2 separate regions of the Homo sapiens genome follow, and region 1 is linked to region 2. The links are chromatin loops, found by intact Hi-C in ENCODE. Cell type or tissue: thyroid gland. All regions are shown on one strand. Each heading gives the region's core, and the rest is flanking DNA. Links, peaks and the distances in the headings are about the cores only. Region 1 has its middle 110 kb from the start of LINC01972. Region 2 overlaps LOC105374292 (a long non-coding RNA gene).

Region 1 (5,376 bases), core at 69-5,068, 66 kb after region 2:
GTCATTCCTAAACAGAACTAGGGTAGGGCACAGAGGCCAGAAAGCGTTGAGCAGTGCTACTGCAGAGCCTATGAAGACCAAATCCCCCAGCGCACACACAAGGTCCTTCTTAGTCCGGCTTCTACCTGCTCCTTCAGCTGCATCTCTTGATTCTGCGGACCCCTCCCCACCTCTTAACCCCAGGCATCCCCCTCTGCCCTGGCCACATCAAGCTACTTGCCAAGCCTCTTTCCCCGCCTTCCATCCGGTCTCTGCCTGACAAACTCCTAATGTTCATTCAAGGTCCAGCTCAGTGTCCAGTTCCTCAGTAAAGCTTCGTCAGAACTTCCTTCCCCCCGCACCTGGGTGAAATCGGTGTCCTGTTCTGGGCACTCCCACCACGCTCAGTACACATATTTATCACGACGCTCAATGTCCAGCATTGTAACTGGGGCTTACATACCGCTCTCTCCCTCCTGGTCTTTGAGTCTGTGACGCACAGAACAGTCTGTTGAAACTAATTTCAACAAGTAAGTTTGCTGTCTCGATAAAAACAGCCCACTGATAATAATATCCAAGAGAATTAGAACGGATGCAGTGAGGCATTTTCAAGTGCACTGACCAAATGAATTTTTCCAAAAACTTCATCAAATTTCACGTGAAGGGTAGAGTTCTCACCTGGATTTTTAAATTAAAAAGCAGCTTAAAAAACTATTAAGTCATGCTGTTGTCCAATTGTATTCGCCATTTGCAGATCGAAGTCATTGTAATCATGAATCCTGTGAATCTTGGAAAGTTTCTTATGGTATCAGGTTGTAGGCAGAAGCTGGAAGGGGCTGATGGGGACCCCCAGCTGAAGATTCTGCACTATTGTTGAGTGCCGCTGGTCATGGTGGGAACCTCAGAAACAACTCCAGGAAGGCAGAAAACACTTCTACTCTGACATTTATTTTTATTTTCTGTTTGCTTATCTGTATTTTCAACAGTATTCAGGTATTACTTTTTTAATCAGCAAAAACAATCACTTTTTAAAAGTAAAAAAGGTCGACCAATGAAACTGATTAAGACCATACAAGCTCAATAAGGAAGAGAGAAGGAAAGAAGACAGAATCTTTAATAAAGGTGTTTTTGACTGAGCACGGTGGCTCACACCTGTAATCCCAGCGCTTTAGGAGGCCAAGGCAGAAGGATCGCTAGTGGTCAGGAGTTTGAGACCAGCCTGGGCAATGTAGTGAGACCTTGTCTTTAAAAATACAATTTTAAAAATTAGCCAGGTGGCTCACACCTGCAGTCCCAGCCACTTGGGAGACTGAGGCAAGAGGATCACTTGAGCCCAGGATTTTGAGGCTGCAGTGAGCTGTGATCACGCCACTGCATTCCAGCATGGGTTACAGAGCAAGACCCTGTCTCTAACAATAAATACATTAATTAATTTGTGTGTTTTTGCCCCTAAGCTGGGGTCAAGAGACCTGATTGCTGTGTCCCAATGGCCACACCAAAATCATAAGGGGAAGAAGACAAGGAAACTGCAGGAGCTCTTTCTCTGCCCAGCTGCCACCTGCCCCAGCGTGCACTGCCCAGACAGAGCTCTGAGGTTCCCTGGGAGCACAGAAAAGGACACCACTTGTGTTTTAGACCCAGATTTGCCTTCTGTAGCCATGGGACCTGGGACAAGTCACTATGTCTCCATATCTTCACCTCTTAAGGAGATAACACAGCTGCCTGCCAGGGAAGTGAGGTCATTTTAAACTATATAGTGGTACATACATGTGAGGGGTTACTGTAATTCCTGTTGGTTTTAGAAAGAGGTGGGGTTGATAGGCATGCACGGACAGACTGATAAGCCTTTCGCAGGTTCACCAATGTTTCATGAGCTAAAAAATACTGTGATCTGCACAATTGTGTAGGTAGGTACTATTATTATTCACAATTTACAGATGACAAAAAGAGAGGAATCAAAAAGTTGAGCAAACTGCCTAACTTGCAACACAGTTATGAATAGAGGAGCTAGAATCTGAAACCTGGCAGTTGGGGGCAGGGCCTGCGTTAGTAAACATGGCTTGTGCTTACACACATCCATGCGCGTGCACACACACACACACACACACACACACGCACACGCGCGCACACACACTTCCCTTTTCCATCCCAAACGTACCACTCAGAGTCTAGTTGAATTTTGTAGTTTCAATTCTGACTTTGTTTCTTTGAAGCCCAATTGCCCTGATGCTGTTGACGGTTGACCTCCAATGAGTGGGAGGGTCACAGACACCTTTATTTTCATTTCACAGTCTTCTGCATTATTTTGATTTCTGCCCATGAGCATGCATTATATTTATAAAGATTAATTTTAAAACACATTGCCCCTCATGGGGAGGACTGTGTTTCAAAACAAAGGTTTTAAAGTTTAATGAACGTCTAAAAATCCTTTGCCATCACAGGTTTTCAGAGTCTTATTTATCAAATGCCCTGGCTGCTGGGGATCTTTCCAACTCATGCTGGAATCGGGCCTGGGTTTCCTGATTTCCCCAGCTCCAACGCTCAGCCTCAGCAGCCAAACCAGCCCGGCCCCTTCCTGTGGTTTCCAGCTCAGCCCTTCTGGTGGGAGGGAGGAGGAGAAGAGAGGATGCCCGTGTTGGGCCCTTCCCATGGGGCCCCAGTGTTTCGTGAAAACAGGGTCATGTCAATCACAGTCCAGACCTCTAAAACCTAGTAATGGAGGCTCAAGGCAGGTGAAAACATACAGGGTGATCAGAATCAAGGCAAGGAGGACTCAGGAAAGGGGACGGCACTCAGGCCAGGAGAGGGCTAAGCCCACTGGGCAGAGTTCCTGCCAGTTGGAACAGGATGGACTCCTAAAGCTCTGGCCTGGCCTCACCAGTGCTGTCTTTTCTACTTTTCTTCTGGGGTCCAGGGGCATCCAAGAGCAAGATTCCACCAGGGCAATGGACCCAGGAGGGGCTCAGGGGCCTGCCCCTGCCTGGCCTGAAACTTGGCACACACTGGTCCCATCTGGCAGCCAGCTTTAATTACGTTTCTGGACAAACACACTCTCATGCATTGGGCATCAGAGTGGGGACACTGTCAGGCAGAAGGAGGAGAGAGAGGCAGGCTGGCTCACTCCTGTTATGTGTACCCACTTAGCAATGCCACTTTAATTTCTCAAAGACATTCCCTGACAGCTCCATGCTGCGCCCGGCACAGGGAGCCTAGACCTGCTAATAGACCAGCTTGGAGGCAGCTGGAGCCTGTCTGCCCAGCTTGCCGGGGGAGCATTAATTAACCAGCTGGCGGCTCTTCTGTCTCCAGAGACCTCAGTGCTGGGATGGTCTGGGGACAATGTGCGTAGTGTGCAGGATCATCCCCAGGGTCCCACCACAGACCAAAGAATCCCTCCAATACTGAGTGCCTGAGACCCCTGAGGAGCATTTGCTTTGCTACTTCCTCCTTGGCATACAGTCAGTCAGAGCCTTTGGCTTTCTTCTCTGGCCACCTTGAGGGCATTATCAGGGCTGGGCCCCACTACTGCTGCAGTAAATGTTTGCCCGGCTGGAAAATGCTCACTCATGTTAACGAGGAAGCAATGAATGAGAAGCCTTTCTTCTCCTTTATTAAAGGCCGTACAAGCACAAAGCAGACTCTGAAATGTTATCTGTTCACAAACCTCATATGGCTAAATATTTACTGAGAATGTGATTGGCATTCCCTCAAGCAGCACAGCCAGTGTCCATGGAGTGTCAGAAACAGAAGCGGCACCCAGGCAGGCCCGTGGGCAGGGAGGCCCACCTCCAGGGAGAGCAGGTGTCCCCAGCCTGGCTTTCCAATGGAACTGCAAGCTCCCTGGGTTCCTGGACTCTCCATTGCTCCATCCTAGATGTACCTCAGGGCACTCTTCCAGCTACACAACCAGTGTGGAGCCCCTGCCTCTGGCTACCCAAGACTCCTTGGGGCTCTCCAAACACACAGGCCTTTCTCCTGATTTGGGGTGGTTTTGATTGCCCCAACTGGCACGCCCTTTCTGAAATGCCCCTTTTGCAGCATGAGGCACCCTTCTAGGTCAAGGATGGTGCGGGCTTCATCTGGGGTGCCGACTGGGATTGATTTGTGGGCACTGCCGGGAGCTTTGTGATGACCACATCCAAGCTGTGACATGACTTCTCAGGGATGTGTGCTAGGGTTGTGGGGATGTTGAGGTATATGTTTCACAGGTTTGTCATGAGTCTAGTCGCTTGTGAAGGCCATCTCCTCCAGGAAACTCTCAAGACTCCCACCGCCAAAGTACTTAATAACTGTGTTCTTGTCCTCCCTGCATTCCCTTGGAACCTAAGTCATTTGTCATTTTCTGTCTTCTATTACAACTATTTGAATCGCTTACCCCCCTTGCCATGCTAGCCTCCAGGTTCTTAGGGTAGCAACTGTGTCTCACTCATCTCTGTGTCCTCCTCAACATGTATCTTTCCTTGCTTGGAGTCAGAGCTCACTTAAGGCGGCTGAATTGAATTTCTTACCTGGGGACAGCTAGCTTAGAGTAGACTTCAAATTTAGTACAGTCCTCATGAGAGGGGTATTTTGGAAGGGAGCAGGTTGATTCTGCATTCCTGCTCTGGGGAAGGCGCTGCCTCAGGGCAGGACTGAGCAGTACGATGGGCACAGGGCAACTGGATGGGTTAGGAATGTGGGTGATAGTGGTTGCCAGATAAAATACGGACACCCAGTCAAGTTGAATGTCATTGTCTTCCAAGTATTGCGTGGAACATACTTACGCTAAAAAAATTTATTCATTGTTTTTCTGAAATTCACATTTAACTGGACGTCCTGTATTTTTATTTGTTAAATCTGGTAACTCTAGGTGGGAGTGCCAGGGAGAGAACACAAGATCATCTCCACAGACTTTCTAGAACCAATTCTGTACACTAAGCTGTGTCTTCATGGAGAAACAGCCTGGGGAGTAGGAGGGGTGCAAGACCAGCCAAGCTGGCTCCATTTCATAGCTGTCCATACTTTCAAGTCGCCTGAACTTTCAGACGAGGCTCTCTGATGGGCCTGGCTATCTGTGAAAGCCAACTCCAGTGAAGTCCAGAAATAAAACTAGGAAGCCTCCCAAAAGGTATTTTAGTGTGGTCAGCTGTAAACTTCATTAGGTAAGGACCAAGGTTGTCTCACTCATCATTTGCTCCTCAGTGGCTTGCATAGTCTTTGGCATAAAGCAGGTGCTCCAAAAATATTTACTAAATAAATAAAGAGCTGAGCACTACCTGGCCTTCTCCACCCATGGCTGGACTTACCTCACCCACAGCGATAAAAATGTGCAAAAACGGGAATTGGCACGCAGCCCTTCCTTTCCAGGAGTCATCACTGATTTCCATTAGCCAGCAAAGTGCACAAGTGCGTTAGGCT
Region 2 (5,376 bases), core at 108-5,107:
ATGCGATTCATTGGGGGTCGTTGCCATTTGCTCAGTGAGGGAGTGATGAGTTACTCCTCCTCTGTAGCCTGTCGCCCACTCCTCAGGGCCCCACCCATTAGGAAATGCTGGACAGTGGTAGGTGGAAGGGTGGCCTGAGCTCAGCCCTGCAGGAGAACAGAGGAGAGGAGAAAAGGAAGGCCCACACTCAAGAGCTGAAAGCCTCCACCATTTTACTTTAGTGGTAGACTCCAAGCAGTTTCATTACTTCGAAGGGCTGAAAAGGCAACAGACACCAGCCTATTTAAATAGCCCAAATCTTGTAGCAGGAGAGACACAGAGTTGTTAAAACTCAGCAAACATTTATCAGTCCCCGAAGCACCTCCAGCGTTCACCCAGGGGCTTGGAAGGAGGCTGTTCAGTCCGTGGGAGTGGGTGATTGATGTGCGTAATATGCCACGGTGGCTCTGGGTTGGGCCTTTATTGCATTAGCTCCCACGCATGAAGCGTGATGCATGGACTCAATTCACTTCACATGGCGGATGGGCCTGCATTGACATGAGGATGCCTCTCCCCGAACACATTTGAGGCCAGGGAGGAGATCATGAGGAAAGATGCAGGGTGACAGGAAGGGCTGGGGACATGGACTGTCCTGCTGCCACCCATGATTATGCAGTTCACCTGGGGCTGGAGCACCACGTGGCAAGAGGGCTTTTCTGTAAAAATGGACCATTCCTTCACTGGATCTGCCATAGCCCTTCTGTTCTGTTTAAGATGCAGTGGGGAAGGTAATCAGAGAATGAGCAGCATCATGGATGCCTGGAACCTGCTCATTTTGGTTTAAAATTTGCTCTTTTTCATGCTTCTGGCTTGTTTTTCTTTGCAGTTTTGAACTTGCTAAACAATGTTTATTTATTATTTTCAAAGCCTTTGGCTCACTCGGACAAAGGGAGCTCAGATTAGTGGAGAGAACATTTGATTAGGATCTCAGAGACCTAGCGAGCTCTGTGATCTTGGCAATTTCACCCTTTCAACAAACATTGAGGGCCCTCATTCTGTGCAAGGGATCCCATTAGATGCCATGGAAGATGCCAAGATGTGTGAACAGCCTCTGCCCCCAAAGTGCCATAATCCCTCCCTGTATCTCACTTTATCTGAAAATTGAGAACTGTGGGATATGCCCAGCATCTTCCATAGAGTTGCAGATAGGATGATGCATGAAAGCACTCAGCACCTTCTCTCTGTCCTCGAGTATTAAGAGAATTACCAAGATGTCATCAAGATGTGAGTGCTAACTTTCCATTTTTATTTAAAAATGAAACTAATGATGACCCTTTTTACTTATCCAAAGGTTTGAAATGTAAGAACCAAATAGATCAACTAAACCTTTAAGTCAGTCTCAGGACATTGGCAAGTAGGGCAGAAAGGGGCTGGCTGCCCCTCCATTCTGCTGGGGCCAGTATCCCTCTGGTTTTCCAAGGGGCCATTAAAAATACATAGTGCCCAAGAAGTGACAAAGAAATGGAGTCTCTGCTTGTCCTTGGAAAAAAATGTAGGCCACAGTAAGACCCCTGAGAAAAATCTCTAGACAGTCTGCCAACCTCTTTCCATCATCTGGAAAGGAAAGGAAGGTCCACAGAGGCAGCTCAGTAAGGGCAGAGGGTGGGCCACAGGCTCTCTGAGTGTCCTCCATGATTCATCAGTGTGGAAAAGCGAACATCAGTCCTCAGAGCCCAGCTTCGAGGCACAAAAAGGCTGCAAGACTCAGCCAGAAAGCTGGGCCCACACTTGGGGATGAGGGTGAAAATGGCTCACAGAAATGGTTTCTCAACAGCATTGACTGCCTATGGGGTGTGCATGAGAATTGCAGCAGGATCCTCACAGATGAAGGGGGGCTCCCTGGATTCAGAGGCAGGTGCAATATCTCAGGTGTTTAAGGAGTCGGGTTAAGTTGTGATTATAAGGACTATGCAATCAGATGACTGTCCTGAATGGCCACATACTCATTGGAGCAAGATAATAAAAGGCTGAGAGTGACTAATCACATTTAAGATAAAGTGTGAAAGTTTGAGGGTCCCCTTGACAGCATAGAAAGAATTTTCATCTCCTGCACCTGGAGGGCAGAAAAAGCTCAGGATCAGGCACAAGACTGAATCATGAGGGTGGCTGAGCTCCAGAGAAGGTTCAGTTCTCGACCACAGCAAGTCTGCAATGCCACCATTGTCACGGCTGGGAAGAAATAAGACCTTGAAATGGGATAGGGACATCTGGGCCAATACACTTGAGGATCATGAGCCCTCTGGGCCTGGAGAAGGGGCTCACTCCTCCCTATTAAAGGCTATTCCCCTCCTTTGCTTAAAGATGTTGTAACCTCTTTCAACAAAAATTCAACAAAAATTGAATGATCATGGGAGTTTGTTACTAGCTGTCTTCAATAAGAACAAATAAATTAAAAAGGGCTGAAGAGAGAACTATGAAGCACTTACTTTAAATTAAAAAAGAAAGGGTAGGTTTAGAATTGAAATGTTACTGTCACCAGAATTACCACATCTCAGATAAATGTTGCTGTAAGTCCATTCCTAGGGTGTAAGTCAGGAAAGGAGTTGTTGGGCTGACCCTGGCTCTGAGTGAATGGCCCAATACATGGTGGGTACATAGTGACTACCTTGACATCCAGAGAAGGCACAGTTTATGTAAAGGGAGACTGGGAGCTGTTAGAGTTTTAGAATCTTCTTCCCTCAGTCTTCATGGGGCTTTAGTGATCAAATGGGGGGCACAGACTCATGTCAGGCAGCCCTGGCTGGGTGGGGATTCTTCTTTTGCCCTTTGTAGGTTGTGTCACCCCAAGCCAATTTCTCAGCTTCAATGAGCCTCAGTTTCCCCATGTGTAAAATAGTGTTAATAAAACCTCCTCCCAGAGTTGCTGAGAGGGCATATAAGAACAAAATGAACAACTCATAGCGCCATGCCCACCTGCAGTGTGAAGGGTGGGAGGGAGAGTGAACAGGCAGAAGGGGTCTTCTACCAACCCAGCTCTGGGAGGCCTCTGGGACCCAGAAAACCACCTAGGGTAGCAGGAAGGGAGGGCCTGGTCAACTGTGAGAAGGCAGAGGGATTGAATCTGGATGGCCAAAGAGAGAAAGAGGCCATCTGATGATGTCCCTGTATCCAGGCAGCATTCTGTCAATTACCCGGGCTGGGATGCTTCCCAATTTCATAAATAGTCAAAGGGCACTGAATCATCGAGAATCATAAAGAATGGCTTCTTTGTGCTAATTTTATTTCCTAGCCCAGCTTGCCTTTCCATCTGTTTTCAGCATGACCCCGATTTCTGCCTAATTTCCCAGTTGGATGCTAGAAGCCGAGAGAGGTTAAGTGATTTGCCTGTAAGCCTGTGGTGTGGTTACTTTTTATAGTGGTGAAGTCTCCATGGCCCTGTCAGGGCCTCCTCCACAGTAATCCTTTAGCACAATCCAGGAAAAACTGTGAGGCGAGGAGTCAGGAGGACTCGGTATTGAACTCCCACCGGAGGAAGAGTTCAGCTGCTTATCCTCTCTACGTCTCAGTTTCTCCGTCTGTCAAACGGGCTAAGCCACACCAAGCCTGCCAGGCTGTTGTGAGGATTACGGGAAGTGTGTAGCCATCTCCAGCCACCCTTGGCATGTGGTAGGGACTCACTCAATATGAGGTGCTGTTCTTTTTGTTATCTCCATACAGAATCTTATGACGGGAAAGCTCAAACTTATTATCTTGCAGGTTTCCTTATAGAGGTTTTTTTTTTTTTTTTTCACAGACTAGTAAGATTTCCAGAAAACAAGGGATCAGTACAGGGTTGACAACTTTTATTTTTCTGAGCAAGTCCATTGAAACAAACTATCATTCATTAGTACCATACTTTCATTAAAAAGGGATAACTTCACACACAATCACACACACGCACACGCACACACTCAGATTAGAAATGACATAATATCAGGATAATGCAGCCTTTTAAAGTTGGGAACAATTCAATTTGTAAAACACGTACTACAGGCCAGGCGCAGTGGCTCACGTCTGTAATCCCAGCACTTTGGGAGGCCAAGGCAGGTGGATTACCTGAGGTCATGAGTTCAAGACCAGTCTGGCCAACATGGTGAAACCCCCTATCTACTAAAAATACAAAGAAATTAGCTGGGTCTGGTGGCAGGTGCCTGTGATCCCAGCTGCTCAGGAGACTGAGGCAGGAGAATTACTTGAACCCGGGAGACGGAGGTTGCAGTGAGCCTAGATTGCGCCATTGCACTCCAGCTTGAGTGACAGACTGAGACTCCATCTCCAAAAAAAAACTACATTGTGATTTTTTTCATTTCCCCATTATTCAGTTTGGTGAGAACTGTGTCATATGCTGACAACTCTCCGAAGATCTGTACTTGAGACCCATTGCTTCAGTTCATTTGATCCCCAAAACAACAATGTGAGGAAAACTGGGTAGGGATTAAAGCAGTATTGCCATTTTATAGGTAAGCAAACCGTCGAGGCAAGATGATGTTCTTTTGAGCTCGCAGTGTCTGTTCTATTCGTTAGGATCACGTTCATCGTCAACAGAACCCTTACTGGAGTATTTCCTAAGTGCCATACAGGGTGCTAAGTCCCTTACAAGCATGAGCCCCTCTAATCCTCACAGCCACCCAGTAACTGAAGGGTGCTATCATTCCTCATTTTAATAATAGCTAAAGCGAGGGTTAGACAGCTTAACTCTCCAAGGTCCAGGGTCACACATAGAGTGAGTGGCAGAACCAGGATTCAAACCCAGGTTTAGACTACTCCAAAGCTGCCCCGCTTTATGGATTTTGATCTGCCTGCGGTCACTAGCTGGTAAGAGGGAAACTGACTACAAACCCTGAGCATTCTGACTCCTGGCCCGCTGCTTCCCCCTGGGGTAAAGGTCTGAGTGGGTGTCTCTGCCTCTTCCTGCTGCTCCATCTGTCCGGATACACCATCACTTGGCTCCATTAAGTTTTGTTGACTAAAGAAAGAAGTAAGCTTTTAAAGAATTAAAGTTAGTTTTATTTCAACGTTTTATTGAGGATTATCGCCGGGGGGTAGACTTTTAGAGGGTTTTATTAGACTGTGTTAAGTTAGTACTTTAGTTTATAGTTTATACACAGATTGTGAAGATTTAGTATGTGTAAAAGTTTGTCTAAGTTTGGGTGTACGAGTATATTTGGTTATAGTTTGTAGGGATAGGTATTAACCTAGACAGGTGTTATTTTACGTGTAGGAGAAGGCAACTTAGATATAATTGCCAGTGGGAACCTGGGACTGGGGTCAGAAGCTGAGCAAAGAATCCAGCATAAGAATTCTTTACATTATCGGCTTGACTTTTATAACCAGCAGTGAGCTAAAGGCACTTGCCTC

Evidence for each region. A loop is a pair of places that touch in the nucleus more often than their neighbours do. Peaks named below come from ENCODE experiments on the same cell type or tissue, not always from the same donor. Only the 100,000 strongest peaks of a DNase experiment are listed, where the experiment ranks them.
Region 1: a loop joins it to region 2, with 1.9 times the contacts of the local background. A loop is called at or near these places in 6 of 110 quality-filtered maps.

The regions. Positions count from the first base shown.
Region 1 is chr3:194,877,620-194,882,995 of GRCh38, forward strand. No RefSeq gene overlaps it. Among named protein-coding and RNA genes, the nearest start is that of LINC01972, 110 kb to the left of the region's middle. RefSeq lists an enhancer at 2,781-3,281. In thyroid gland, for the core only: no CTCF peak of the experiment used is centred there; DNase peaks (open chromatin) are centred at 2,529 and 3,102; H3K27ac peaks cover 1,690 bases.
Region 2 is chr3:194,811,884-194,817,259 of GRCh38, forward strand. All of the region lies in intron 3 of LOC105374292 (a long non-coding RNA gene), which reads left to right. Among named protein-coding and RNA genes, the nearest start is that of LINC01972, 46 kb to the left of the region's middle. In thyroid gland, for the core only: no CTCF peak of the experiment used is centred there; no DNase peak of the experiment used is centred there.